Linked DNA regions of Homo sapiens: region 1 is linked to region 2. A link is an interaction called in ENCODE POLR2A ChIA-PET data of the cell type or tissue named here. Cell type or tissue: OCI-LY7. All regions are shown on one strand. Links, peaks and the distances in the headings refer to the core of each region. The heading gives the core; the rest is flanking DNA.

Region 1 (2,817 bases), core at 161-2,660, 370 kb after region 2:
CACTCCAAAAGAAATAGGGGCTTATTTTTAAAGACCTGTGTGGTCTGGACAGCTCCTGGAACTGGAAAGGTATGCTTTAAACAGTCTTAGGGACTGGATACCCTCTTCACTCCTGAGGCCAAATGTGTTCTTTTTAATGATGGGCTTTCACTGCTTACCAATAGTTTCTGCTCCCTCAGGACTCTGCATGGCCACTGCTCTCTGCTTTTGGCTCATCAAGTTTCTCCATTCATACTCTCAAATGTGGAAATTTGATTTGGTTCTCTCATCTTCCTGGGCTGAGCCAAATGTGTCACCACACGGCCTAGGGGCCTAATGGTTTGGGATCAAGTGCCGACTTGCTAGGGCCTAGGTAGAACTCATTGTAAGGGGCAACATCAGGTTTTGCCCAGAGTAGGGCTGTGAACAGTGCTCTTTGGCATGAGGTGTGGGCAGGGACAGCGTTCTGAAGCTTGGCCTATCCGTTAAGGGTCTCTTTCCTACAGCCTAAACTTCCAGACACCCAACCTCATGTAGAGGAGCAGGAGTCCAATGATTCTAGATAGTTGATGCAAGTAAACCTTGCTTTATGTCCAGAAAAAATAAACATAGATACATCAAATATTTTACAGTTAATCATATTTTGATTGTGCCAGTTGTTCTGTTTTTAAAGACAGTCCTTTCCAAAAGATCCTCTCGTACATAAAGGAAGTAATCAGCTCTTTGGCTCCTTTTTTTATATTTATTTTTATTATTATTGTTTTTTTGAGACACAGTTTCACTCCTGTTGCCCAGGCTGGAGTGCAATGGCTTGATCTCGGTTCACTGCAACCTCTGCCTCTTGGGTCCAAGGGATTCTCCTGCCTCAGCCTCCCGAGTAGCTGGGATTACAGGCATGCGCCATTATGCCTGGCTAATTTTTGTATTTTTAGTAGAGACAGGGTTTCTCCATGTTGGTCAGGCTGGTCTCAAACTCCTGACCTCAGGTGATCTACCCGCCGCGGCCTCCCGAAGTGCTGGGATTACAGGAGTGAGCCATCACGACTGGCCCTTTGGCTCCTTTACACAGGGATATCTACAATTCAAAGATCACTTATGGTTCTCTTAGGAATATATTATTCAATTTCTTAAAATGTCTTCCTAATTATGCTTTGCTGTGTCAACATGAACTCTCATCCACATTCCTAGAGCACATCTCAGCTCGCTGGCGGTGGCTGAGGATGGTAGATAGGGAGTAAATGGAATTCAGGATTTACACACACATTCTCTCTCTGCCAAATGCACACATGGATGAGCGTACCTGGAGGACTGGCGAGTTAACTCATTGAACAAATAGTTGCTGAGCACCCGCTATAAATTGCTGTGTACATGTGGGTGATGGTGAGAGGATTCCGAATATTGATAGGTCTCTTCTCAATCCTGGAATTGAATCTGTTCCAAGGCCCCCATATGTCTTTCTAGGTATTAAATTCCTTGGCAGGAAGGAATCATGTACAGCCATCTTTATACACTCTCCTCCCCCTGTATAATACAGTATGGAATAATGGTGGCTCATGAGGATCGACTGACTGAATAAAAGTAGAAAAAAATCTTCCAATTAGGCCTCCAGAAGTAGACTTTAAATTTACAGCACTGGCTAAGGCACACAGTTTCTAGAGGAATAGCTATTTTATTTGGTATAGGTTGTCTAAAGTAAACAGCTAAAATTAAAGTCAAAAACCAAAAAAGGCCAGGCGCAGTGGCTCACACCTGTAATCTCAGCACTTTGGGAGGCCAAGGTGGGTGGATCATGAGGTCAGGAGATCCAGGCCATCCTGGCTAACACGGTGAAACCCATCTCTACTAAAAAAAAAAAAAAAAAAAAAAAAAAATTAACCAGGCGTGGTGGTCTGTAGTCCCAGCTACTCGGGAGGCTGAGGCAGGAGAATCCCTTGAACTCGGGAGGTGGAGGTTGCAGTGAGCCCAAATCGCGCCACTGCACTCCAGCCTGAGCGACAGTGAGACTCCGTCTCAAAAACAAAAAAAATCCAAAAGAGGCCAGGTGCAGTGGCTCATGTCTATAATCCTAGCACTTCAGGAGGCCAAGGCAGAAGGATTGCTTGAGGCCAGGAGATCAACATCAGCCTGGCCAACATAGTGAGACCCTGTCTCTATTAGTTTAAAAACAACAACAACCCCCCTTCCCCACCCCCCCCACCCTCCAAAAGAATCTAGATCAAGGTCTTGAATAGGCATTCCCCACTTAAAGCAAATTTATTTTTGTAAAATTCTGTAAACTTCTGTATGAAATCCAGAATTTGAAAGTTCTTCTATAGTTTTCTGTTGACCATGAAAAGTAAACATACATCACGCCTGTAATCCCAGCACTTTGGGAGGCCGAGGCGGGTGGATCATGAGGTCAGGAGATCGAGACCATCCTGGCTAACAAGGTGAAATCCCGTCCCTACTAAAAATACAAAAAATTAGCCAGGGTGTGGTGGCGGGCGCCTGTAGTCCCAGCTACTCGGGAGGCTGAGGCAGGAGAATGGCATCAACCCGGGAGGCAGAGCTTGCAGTGAGCTGAGATCACACCACTGCACTCCAGCCTGGGTGACAGAGGGAGACTCTGTCTCAAAAAAAAAAAAAAAAAAAAGTAAACATACAGCCAGGTGCAGTGGCTCACACCTGTAATCCCAGCACTTTGGAAGGCCGAGGCGGGCCTCAGACGGATCTCTTGAGGCCAGGGGTTCGAGACCAGCCTGGCTAACATGGCGAAACCTCGCCTCTAATAAAATACAAAAATTAGCCAGGTGTGGTGGTGCATGACCTGTATAGTCCCAGCTACTTGGGAGGCTGACC
Region 2 (2,817 bases), core at 91-2,590:
TCTGCCTCCCGGGTTCAAGTGATTCCCCTGCCTCAGCCTCCCAAGTAGCTGGGATTACAGGCACGCGCCGCCACGCCCAGCTAATTTTTTGTATTTTAGTAGAGACAAGGTTTTACCATGTTGGCCAATATGGTCTTGATCTCCTGACCTCATGATCCACCGCTTCGACCTCCCAAAGTGCTGGGATTACAGGCATGAGCCACTGTGCCCGGCACAAAGTATCTTTTCTAATGACAATGAAATGAAACTAGAAATCAATGGCACAAGGAAAACTGGAAAATCCACAAATATGTGGAAATTAAACAATCCACTCTTAAAATAGCCACAGGATCAAACAAGTCACAAGAGAAGTTAGAAAATACCTTGAGACAAATAAAAATGAAAATGTATCAAAACATATGGGATACAGGAAAAGCAGTGTTAAGAGGTCAATTTATGGTTGTAAAAGCATATATTAAAAAAGAAGAAAGGTCCAGGTGCGGTGGCTCATGCCCGTAATCTCAGCACTTTGGGAGGCCAAGGTGGGCGGATCACCTGAGGTCAGGAGTTCAAGACCAGCCTGGCCAACATGGTGAAACCCCATCTCTACTAAAAATACAAAAATTAGCCAGACAAGGTGGCACACGCCTCTAGTCCCAACTACTCGGGAGGCTGAGGCAGGAGAATCGCTTGAACCTGGGAGGCAGAGGTTGCAGTGAGCTGAGATCGTGCCACTACACTCCAGCCTGGGCAACAGAGTGAGACTCAGCCTCTAAGGAAAGAAAAAAAAAAAAAATAAATAAATAAATAATATAAAATAAAATCAGAAATGAAAGGGGAAATTGTAACTGATGTCACAGAAATAAAAAGGATTATAAGAGACTACTATAAACAATTGCACACCAACAAACTGGATAACCTAGAATAAATGGATAAATTCTTTTTTTTTTTTTTGAGACAGAGTCTCATTCTGTTGCCAGGCTGGAGTGCAGTGGCGCCATCTCGGTTCACTGCAACCTCCGCCTCCTGGGTTCCAGCAATTCTCATGTCTCAGCCTCCTGAGTAGCTGGGACTGCAGGTGCGCCACCACGCCCAGCTAATTTTTGTATTTTTAGTAGAGATGCGGTTTCACCATGTTGGCCAGGCTGGTCTCGATCTCTTGACCTCCTGATCCGCCCACCTCGACCTCCCAAAGTGCTAGGATTACAGGCGTAAGCCACCGCGCCTGGCCATGGATAAATTCTTAGAAACACACAACTTACCAAGACTGAATCATGAAGAAATAGAAAAGCTGAAAAAAACCAATGAGTAAGGAGATTAAATCAGTAACCAAAAAACTGCCAACAAAGAAAAGCCCAGGACCAGATGGCTTCACTAGAGAATTCTACCAAACATTAAAAAATAATGAATGCCAAGTTTTCTCAAACTCTTCCAAAAACTGAGGAGGAGGGAACACTTCCAAGCTCATTCTATGATGCCAGCATTACCCTGACACTAAACCAGACACAGACATCAAGAAAAGATAACTACAGATGAATATTCTTTGTGAGTATTGAGGTAAAAACCCTCAACAAAATACTGGAAAATTCAGTAGCATGTTAAAAGAATTACATATTATCAATAAGTAGGACTCATTTCTGGAATGCATGTATGATTCAACATATGAATATCAATCAATGTAACACATCACTTTAACAGAATAAGGACAAAAAGATGACCATCTCAATTGATGCAAAAAAGGCACTGGACAAGATTCAACAAAACACCCTTTTATGACAAAACATCAAACAAAGTATAAATAGAAGGAAACTGCCTCAAAATCATAAAGACCATGTATGAAACCCTCACAGATAATATCATACTCAGTGGTGAAAGAATAAAAGCCTTTTCTCTAAGACAAGGAACAAGCCAAGCATGCACACTCTCACTACTTCTATTCAACATAATGTTGAAAGTTCTAGTCAGTGCAATTAGGCAAATTGGAAAAGAAGTAAATTTACCTGGGCTGGGCAAGGTGGCTCACACCTGTAATCCCAGCACTTTGGGAGGCCAAGGCAGATGGATCACGAGATCAGGAGTTCAAGACCAGCCTGGCCAAGATGGTGAAACCCCATCTCTACTAAAAATACAAAAAAATTAGCCAGGCATTGCGGCGGGCACCTGTAATCCCAGCCACTCGGGAGGCTGAGGCAGACAACTGCTTGAACCTGGGAAGCAGAGGCTGCAGTGAGCTGAGATCGCGCCACTGCACTCCAGCCTGGGAGACAGAGCGAGACTCGTCTCAAAAAAAAAAAAAAAAAAAAAAAAGAAAGAAAAGAAGTAAATTTATCTGTTCTCAGATAACATGATCTAATATATAGAAAATCCTGGGCCGGGCACGGTGGCTCACACCTGTGCTGTAATCCCAGCACTTTGGGTGGACGAGGAGGGCGGATCACCTGAAGTCAGGAGTTCGAGACTAGCCTGACCAACATGGTAAAACCCCATCTCTACTAAAAATACAAAATTAGTTGGGTGTGGTGGTACATGCCTGTAATCCAAGCTACTTGGGAGGCTGAGGCAGGAGAATTACTTGAACCCAGGAGGCGGAGGTTGCAGTGAGCTGAGATTGTGCCCCTGCACTCCAGCCTGGGCAACGAGAGTGAAACTCCATCTCAGAAAAGAAAGAAAAAGAAAATCCTAACGAGTTTGCAAAAAAATTGTTAGAATAGACAAATTCAGCAAAGCTGCAGGATTCAAAATCAATATGCAAAAATCTGCTGTATTTATATACACTAACAATGAACAATTCAAAAGGAAATTTTTTAAAATCTCATTAATAACAGCATAAAATACACT

What was found. Peaks named below come from ENCODE experiments on the same cell type or tissue, not always from the same donor. Only the 100,000 strongest peaks of a DNase experiment are listed, where the experiment ranks them.
Region 1: POLR2A ChIA-PET joins it to region 2 with 12 read pairs; 2 of 35 experiments call an interaction of 5 or more read pairs at or near these places.

Annotation. Positions count from the first base shown.
Region 1 is chr6:42,221,433-42,224,249 of GRCh38, forward strand. No RefSeq gene overlaps it. Among named protein-coding and RNA genes, the nearest start is that of MRPS10, 5.0 kb to the left of the region's middle. In OCI-LY7, for the core only: no CTCF peak of the experiment used is centred there; no DNase peak of the experiment used is centred there.
Region 2 is chr6:41,849,691-41,852,507 of GRCh38, forward strand. The region is part of intron 3 of USP49 (ubiquitin specific peptidase 49); the gene reads right to left. Among named protein-coding and RNA genes, the nearest start is that of USP49, 44 kb to the right of the region's middle. In OCI-LY7, for the core only: no CTCF peak of the experiment used is centred there; no DNase peak of the experiment used is centred there.